Linked DNA regions of Homo sapiens: region 2 is linked to region 1. A link is an interaction called in ENCODE POLR2A ChIA-PET data of the cell type or tissue named here. Cell type or tissue: OCI-LY7. All regions are shown on one strand. Each heading gives the region's core, and the rest is flanking DNA. Links, peaks and the distances in the headings are about the cores only. Region 1 overlaps NCF2 (neutrophil cytosolic factor 2). Region 2 overlaps SMG7 (SMG7 nonsense mediated mRNA decay factor).

Region 1 (4,400 bases), core at 271-4,270:
GCACCCACCACCATGTGCTGCTAATTTTTTGTATTTTTAGTAGAGACAAGGTTTCGCCATGTTGGCCAGGCTGGTTTCAAACTCTTGACCTCAGGTGATCCGCCTACCTTGGCCTCCTAAAGTGCTGGGATTACAGGTGTGAGCCACTGTGCCCAGCCAATCTGAGGGAATTTCTGTCCCACACATTAAGAAGTAATTTCTCTAGCCCCCATCCCGCTTACTTAAAACTACCTCTTACAGCAGTTACCCACTTCTGCCTTGCATTACAGTTACTGGTGTTCTTGACTTGTTTCCCCTTTTTAATTTATAAGTTCCTTGAAACGGAGACTATATTTTGCTCACTTTTATTTAATCCAACACTCATTTATTGAGTAACTACTATGCTAGATACTGAAATACAAGCATGAGTAAGTAAAGATTTCTTACGAAATTCGTAGAGTAGTGGAGAAGACAAATATATACAGGAAGCAAATATCTGTCACGGGCCAGACATATTACAAAAGGAGGCTCAAAAGAGGGAGCAGACGCTGCCTTAGTGGTTGGGCATGGCTGGGGCAAAGGCACGGAGGATGCATGAGTGGGTGGCAGCAGCTGGACCACATAGGAACAGGCAAGGGAATTTGGCCTTTATCTTGCAGTCATGGAAGCCACTGGAAGTTCTCACAGAGATTGCTTTTTTTAAATTTTTTTTTATTTTACAAGATCACTCTGGAATATGAATGGAGGGGACAAGAGCAGTGGCTGGAAAATCAGTTTGGAAGTGACTGCAGTAGTCCTGGTGAAAAATGAGGGTCTCAACCAAGGCAGTGCTAGTGGGGATGGAGAGAAATAGGTGGATTTAAGAAATATTTAAGAGGTCAACCTGATGAGGTTTAGGGAAAGAGACATTCCCTGGATGGATCTCAGGTACAGATTCTGTGAGAAATGGAGGCCAGCCATATGGGAGAGGGTGGCCTTGCCCAGGAATGGATCCTCAAGGTTCACATACGGACTTCATATCTATAGCCCCTGAATTGTACATAAACGAATGTGTGTGCTTGAAAGTGTATTTCTGGAAACACATTTTGCCATTTAACAACCACTGCTGCAGTTGTAAAAGGGAAAAGGGTCAAGAACAGAACTTCAAAGGGAATACCAACACCTAGGGAATTGCGCAAGAGGGCCTGCTTGAGGTTGAGATTAGTGCCTCATTTGTATAATTTCCTCATTGTTGAATTACAGATAAAACTCGGTAGATTTTTCTCTCAGGTGTAACTATTAATATTACCAATCACAGATTAATTGAATCCTGGGTCTTACTTTTAGAAGTTTCCAAGATCTTTCTAATCACTCAAAACCGTGGCCTTCCAGATCCTGGGACTCACGGGCATTTTTTGGAGGAAATTCTTTCTGGGAGCCTTCACTCTTTTGCCAGTTGTATCTCTTCTTTATAGACTATTAGAGGTCACTAAGGAATGACCTTAGAGTTTGCGTTTTGAGATTTAAGATCGGCTGAAGGATTTGTTGTTAGGCCTCCCTGCATATTCTATAGTCTGGAGACGGGGTAAGGGGGAGTGAGAAAGAGAAGGATGTTAAGAGCGGGGACAGGCAGTTAGAGGCAAGACGTCGGTCAAGATAAACACCTGCTGTACCAAAATATCTCATGTGTCCCATAAATATATACACCTACTGCATACCCACAAACATTAAAATAAAAAATTAAAATTAAAAAAAGAATTTATAAAGTCACAATAAATATGTCACACTAAATATGGGGGGAAGAGAGAGCTAAATGCCTGGATATCTTCTCCCAATCCCAGGCTCTCTTTCTCCCCAGATTGCCATTGTGTCTGTGGTTTTTCTTTTAGAAAAGACTTCACTTCTACTTTCACTTCTTCAGGTAACTAACTGCATCTACATCTTTAAGGTCCTTTGAGCATCTTGTGGTTGCCCTTAGCAACAGCTGCATACATGGGTTTTACAGGCTCTGTTTCTGACCAAACCATAGGATCAAAGCCTTTCAGGGTGGCACAGGATCAGAGCCCAGCCCTCTCTCTGATGTCTGGACATTGTCTACAACCTCCCTGCTGCTCCATCCACGCCCGGCCTCACCCTCACCCCACCCACACCATGCACAGATCATTTTCACTGTCAGAAAGTTCTTTATTAGGCTGGGCTCAGTGACTCATGCCTGTAATCCCAGTACTTTGGGAGGCCGAGGCGGGTGGATCACAAGGTCAGGAGTTCGAGACCAGCGTGGCCAACATGGTGAAACCCTGTCTCTACTGAAAAATACACAAATTAGCTGGACGTAGTGGCGGGCACCTGTAATCCCAGCTACTTGGGAGGCTGAGGCAAGAGAATTGTTTGAACGTGGAAGGCAGAGGTTGCAGTGAGCCGAGATCGCGCCACTGCACTCCAGCCTGGGTGACAGGGCGAAACTCCGTCTCAAAAAAAAAAAAAATTCTTCATTAGCCTGAGCCAAATTCCTCTTCCCTAGAACTGATGCACACTGGTGGAACAGTTTCTACAAAGGGTCAGTTTCCCATGCCCCAAAACATTTGAAATTATCACTTAGAATTTTTTTCCTTTGTTATTTGTTATGAGGTATTTGTGCAGGATGAGAGGGAGGAGGAATTGAGATTAACTTTCATTTTGAATTTATTAATCTTTGTACTAATTATTCCATGTTGACTATAAACAAACCTAAAAATGCAGACAGGGTGATAGAAGAAAATGGATTTTCCTATAATCCCACCATCCAGAGAGAATTATTGATAACATTTTGATCTATGGCCTTCCAGACTTTATTCTGTGATACAGAAATGGGACTATGCTATATGAACTGTTTTGAAATCTGTTTTTAAATTTAACATCTGGCTGGGCGTGGTGGCACATGCCTGTAATCCCAGCACTTTGGGGGGCTGAGGTGGGCAGATCACCTGAGGTCGGGAGTTCAAGACCAGCCTGACCAACATGGAGAAACCCCATCTCTACTAAAAATACAAAATTAGCTGGGTGTGGTGGCGCATGCCTGTAGTCCCAGCTACTCGGGAGGGTAAGCCAGGAGAATCGCTTGAGCCTGGGAGGCGGAGGCTGCGGTGAGCTGAGATCGAGCCCTTGCACTCCAGCCTGGGCAACAAGAGTGAAACTCTGTCTCGGAAAAAGAAAAAAAATTAACATCTACTGCAAACTTTTTCTGTATAAGTGCATACGCTACTTACTTATCTGTAGTAATTTATTCTTATACATATAATGTTAATTTGTATTATCATTTTTGCAGCTGAAGTATATTTCCTCAAATGGATTAAACCAGGTTTTGGAAATGCATTTTGCTGGGATGAAGCCAGGTTTTGATGCAGTTTCATGATCATCCCCATTCTGTGACAGCTCAGTACCTCATAGGAGACCTACATGGGTGACCCCATCAGGGACACTGGTGGGGTGTCACACCAGCTGAGTATCAGGCCCATGGTGGTTACCTAGGCTCATTGTGCCTATGACACAGCTGATTTATAATCTGGTGGCAGACCTGCCTTGCCTCCCCAGTGAGAGCTTCTGCCTCACCTGCTGATTTATTGCATAACTGTCCCCAGAAGGGCCAGTCACATTTCCCAACAGAGGTTGGGAAGGTACTGCTCAAACACCAAGCCCGCAACACTGAGACCCCTTGGGTTTCTCTCTGAAATCCTCCAGTTGGTGCAACATTGAACCACTTACTTCTCTGTCTGGTAGTAGAGCATCCCTCGTTGGAAGTAAGCCACTGCCAAGTGCTTGTCTCGGTTAATGCTTCTGGTAAAGGCCTGAGGAGAGAAGGGTCCAGACATGGCCATGATGCAAGGCAGTGAGGAGGTGTGAGATGAGCCACGGCTCACAGAGCCCTAGCTCCCTGTGGTGCCCAGCTCTGCTGTCTGCCCTCGTCGGCACCTCGAGGCCCACCCTGTGCTCTCACGGTGCACCCCACTTCGCTCTCACATTTAGAAGCTGAAGTCTGGGACAATGGTGTGCATTCCTTGTATTGTCATTCCAGTTCTGCTGTGGATCTACAAAACATTCCTGGAGCCATACATATACCATCTGATTTCTGCTTTTGTTAGTCATATATGGCCTAGAAAAGCTACACAAGAATCCAATAATTCCCAGGTGCGGTTGCTCACACCTGTAATCCCAGCACTTTGGGAGGCCAAGGCAGGTGGATCACTTGAGCCCAGGAGTTCAAGACCAACCTGGGCAAAATAGTGAGACTCCATCTCTACGAAAAATTTAAAAATTAGTCAGATGTGGTGGCACATGCCTGTGGTCCCAGCTACTTGGGGGACTGAGGTAGGTCAATCGCTCAAGCCCAGGAGGTGGAGACTGCCGTGAGCTGTGACGGCACCACTGCACTCCAGCCTGGGCAACAAAGTAAGGCACCCTGTCTC
Region 2 (4,400 bases), core at 244-4,243, 110 kb before region 1:
ATTATGTTCACGTTCTTTGAAAATAGAACTGTTGGTTTTTATAGACACTTCAGGGAGGATGCCGAGTATTGCTGAATGGATGTGGTTGGGGGGTGTAGCAATTGTTTTCGTGACCTTGACTTGAAGAATTTTCTTGCCTACCTTTGTCAGTGGTGGAAGATCATGACTGGGCAATTTTTAATCTCTATAGCTACAGATCCTGCCTCATGTAGATGAAAATTAGTTTTGTCTTGGCTGAATTTTAATTTGTTAGAGTAAATGAGCTGGGATGTCTGGCATTGAAATGGTGGGGTGGTGGGAAACCAAGGAGCAAGATGGCTGTTTCAGAAGGGTCAGAAATGAAGATAGGAGGCAAGAAGTCCCAGTAAGACCAATAAAGAGAGAATTCAACATCAAGGGAACTGAATTAGTCTCAAGTTATAAAAATAGAGCAGAGATGAAAGGAAGAAAACCTATCTTCTATGTGGGAAAGATGATGATATTCTGGGCAGGAAAGGATAATGAAATTTTTTGTTTGTTGAAAGGTAAGTATCTTTTTAATACACTGACAAGACTTCTAAGAGAATCAGTTAAGTTGAAAATACTTTGTTATGTTTTATAAAAATAAAAATATGATCTTAAATATGAGGGTTCTAGGCCGAATAACATTGGGAATTTATTACTCAAATTGAAGGAGAATTCAGAGTATTTTCTCTTTTGATTTATGACAGAATGAAAGATTTTAAAAGACTTTGACACCTCTGTTGAGTAAAAGAAAGGGTGTATTGAATACAATTCATTTGATGGGGGTAGGAGAAGGTTAGGATAGGCCGCAGGTGAGGTATAATATTATGCTTTAAAATAATGGCATTTTGAAAAAAAGAAAAGTGGAAATTAACATATCAAAGTTGGAAAAGCAGGAGTGGGGGAAGTATTAAAGTACCAGACAGAGAAGACATCAAAGTTGTTTTGGAAGATGAGAAAGTAGAATAATCATAGCTATAGGGAATACCAGTCAAACAGGTCAAATCCTGTTATAAAAGGTGGCACAGGTGCCACCGAATGACTTCTGCTGCCATTGTGGGAGCCACTGTTCATACTCTATGCTCCCTTCAACTTTCCTCCTTTTCTTCCTTCACTATTCTCTTTTGTCTCTAATTTCTTCCTATGCTGTGAGTGTTTCAGTGAGATCCACTTGAAGTGGATTCCTACTGTTAGACTCCTTTACAGGAAAGGTCCAGAAAGTATCTGTTTTGTTTTGTGTGTGTGTGTGTGTGTGTATGTGTGCATATGTGTATATATACATATATACATGTGTGCATATGTGTATATATGCATATATACACGTGTGTGCATATGTGTATATATGCATATATACATGTGTGTGCATATGTGTATATATGCATATATACGTGTGTGCATATGTGTATATATGCATATATACGTGTGTGCATATGTGTATATATGCATATATACGTGTGTGCATATGTGTATATATGCATATATACGTGTGTGCATATGTGTATATATGCATATATACGTGTGTGCATATGTGTATATATGCATATATACGTGTGTGCATGTGTATATATGCATATATACATGTGTGTGCATATGTGTGCATATATACATGTGTGTATGTGTGTATGTATACATATATGTATATGTGTCTATGCACATATGTGTGTATATATACATATATTTTTTGTATGATACATGTATAGTGAAGACGCTGCATCTCAGTGGCTCACTTGTCAGAAGTTTTGTTACTAATATAACAGCCACAGGGTTGTTTTCTAAGCCAGCAGAAAAATGGTTGTCATTTAAATAGGAAGTAAAATATCCAATATGGTATAAAATAAAAATGTATCACTATAAATCTTGAAACAGAGAGATAGTGGAGATAAGGCTGGATAAAGTAGCAAGCTAAGCCTTATCCTAGCCTGGGGAGAGGAACAGAGAAGATAGTGGGAGCATTGGGAGGAATATATAAATAGGATGGTCTCCAGGTTCTAGAAGAGTCTAGTAATGCTAGATCAGATAGTCACTGTATCCTGAAGCTTCTAGAAGTCTTAGAGCACATGCTGATTTTAGTCCATGTGGTCCACGAAGTCTTCTTCACCTGCCCCATCCCCTTCCTTTCCACCAGGTACATGCTTTACAGAATGTAAAGTAGCTTTTGTCCCGGAATATCAGCCAAAGGTGGTGACATTTTTTGAATGAATGACTGTCTCTTTAGGCTTATAAGTCTTTGTTATAACAGTGTTAATAGCTTATTACCTGCTTGGATATTGTCTGACTAAATTATTTTGGCAGTTAATTTCTGCTTCCCTTGTGGTTTCATTTGGATTCAAAATGTATACTTCCTGTCCTATCTTAGGTTTCATTTCTTTGCTTTCTAACAGCTGTGGTCTTCTGCCTTCATGGTAGAAGAAGCAATTGCTGAGTTTTATGTTGTTGTTTTTAATGGATGTGTTACAGTAAGATCTGGACCCACTAGTATTGCAAGTTTCATGAGGCAGTTTTGAGGTGGAGAGTGGTTCACACTTTAAAAGGGCTGGTGTGTTTTATACTTGAGAAAAATTGTTTCCTGCCTCCGGCTAGCCTTTCAAATTTTTGTATTAGTGTCATGAATGAGTGCCTGAAAGTTTAGATGGGTTAGTTTAATTGATCTTGTGTAGAGAATAAATTATAAAGCATACGTCTTGTAGATAGTGGATTATTCATCTGTTTGTAGGTATATTGGCAGATGGCCATTATATATTGCCATTAAAGTTTTGCAGTCAAGCCATATTTTAGTTTAGTTGCTGTATTGTTATGAATAGACTTATCAGCTGTCTGGGAAATTGTAACTAAGCATTTACAAGGAAATATAAGAGTGGAATTTTGGCAGGTATGTCACATGGTAAGTGACAGCTTGTAACCAGCTCTTTTTTTGTTAGTGTGTAAATGGAGCTGCTTAGGAACATTGTTTTTACTCTCCCTTAGACCCAGTTTTTAGTCAGTGGAAAGAGGAGGTGATTCTACTAATTGTCTAAGAAAATTTTAGGAATCTCAAGTAGACTATGTGGCAGCTTTGGGTTTTTTTCTTGTCTGTTTCATTTACAACAGGATTTCTCAACCTTGGCACTTATTGACGACTTGGTCCAGATAGTTCTTTGTTGTGGTGGGTTGTCTTGAGCATTGTAAGACGTTCAGCAGCATCCCTGGCCTCTATCCATTAAATGCCAGTATCTTCCCTTGCAATCGTGACAATAAAAAATGTCCACACATTGCCAGATGTCCCCTGGATTGTAAATTCACCCCCAGTTGAGAACCACTGATTTAGAAAATATATGTAGTAAAGATATATATGCACTGCATGGGTTCATTTTCTTGTTTTCTCCTCTAAGCCACAGATTGGATTTTCTTTTCAGTTTTCTTTTAGGTAGTAATAGGCTAGTTACCATAGGCAGACATTATCCATAAACATTTGTACATATTTTAATTTCTTAAATCTGTGTTCTTTTACTGGCAATTATTGAATACTTATTGTATAGAGCACAATTACCGGGGTTATGCCTTTGGCAAATTAAAAGAAAGACATTTAAGTAGCTATAATAGTAGGTCAAAGGTATTATGTAAGTATAGGCAAGAAGTTTATTCCAACAGAGGTGGAGATGGGGTGGAGAGGGTGTCTTTGAGGAGGTGAGATTTGGTTTGTACATTGAAAGATGGATGGGATTTTAATAAGTGGATATTGGGCAAATTGCCATTTCAGGCGGGAAGAACAACTCATGGCTCCTTTATTCCAAATAAGTTTTTTAAAAATTGATTCACTCACTTAATACATTGCATTAATTAGTATGCTGACCACATCTAAGTTTTTCTTAGATAAGGTAGGTTTATGGACAGAGAAGTGGTGATGTGGAAGTGGTAGTTCAAAGATTTGGTGGCTGCTGTAGGCCTCAAAAAGGGAAAAGGAATTTGGTCAGGCAGGATCCTACAGAATCCCTTCCTTTAACTGTACTCTTTAATGTTTACCATCCTTCAGGATCTTTTTTCACTTGTGTCGCTCTCTTCTTTTAAATTATTCCCTTTACCGATCTTACTTTCTGTGAACCAATCTCAATTTTCCTTTAAAAGGCCTTCCTGATCTGATTTTTCTTTTCAAGTTCTGTCCTTCTTTACCTTTGTTTTATGGCCAAGCGTTTCAAGTTTGCCCTAACCTATGTTTTTCCTTTAGTTACCATCTACTTTTCCTTAATCCCTTGCTATCAGTCCATTTTTTTCTGAGTACATTATTGAAATTACCATTTCCAAAGGTGCCAAAGACCTCACGGTGGCCAAATTCATTTACTGATTGTTTTCCTTTCCCTCAAACTCACACTTTTGTTTTCCTTCCTCTGTGTGTCCCCCTCTCTTGTATCTGTCCTTCTATC

Evidence for each region. ChIA-PET counts read pairs that join two places held together with the same protein. Peaks named below come from ENCODE experiments on the same cell type or tissue, not always from the same donor. Only the 100,000 strongest peaks of a DNase experiment are listed, where the experiment ranks them.
Region 2: POLR2A ChIA-PET joins it to region 1 with 12 read pairs; 11 of 35 experiments call an interaction of 5 or more read pairs at or near these places.

The regions. Positions count from the first base shown.
Region 1 is chr1:183,583,196-183,587,595 of GRCh38, forward strand. NCF2 (neutrophil cytosolic factor 2) reads right to left here. Exons shown (of 15, transcript NM_000433.4): 2 at 3,700-3,782. Among named protein-coding and RNA genes, the nearest start is that of NCF2, 5.1 kb to the right of the region's middle. In OCI-LY7, for the core only: no CTCF peak of the experiment used is centred there; DNase peaks (open chromatin) are centred at 1,586 and 1,926; H3K4me3 peaks cover 1,368 bases; H3K27ac peaks cover 1,876 bases.
Region 2 is chr1:183,476,161-183,480,560 of GRCh38, forward strand. The region is part of intron 1 of SMG7 (SMG7 nonsense mediated mRNA decay factor); the gene reads left to right. Among named protein-coding and RNA genes, the nearest start is that of SMG7, 5.9 kb to the left of the region's middle. In OCI-LY7, for the core only: no CTCF peak of the experiment used is centred there; a DNase peak (open chromatin) is centred at 2,381; H3K4me3 peaks cover 3,897 bases; H3K27ac peaks cover 4,000 bases.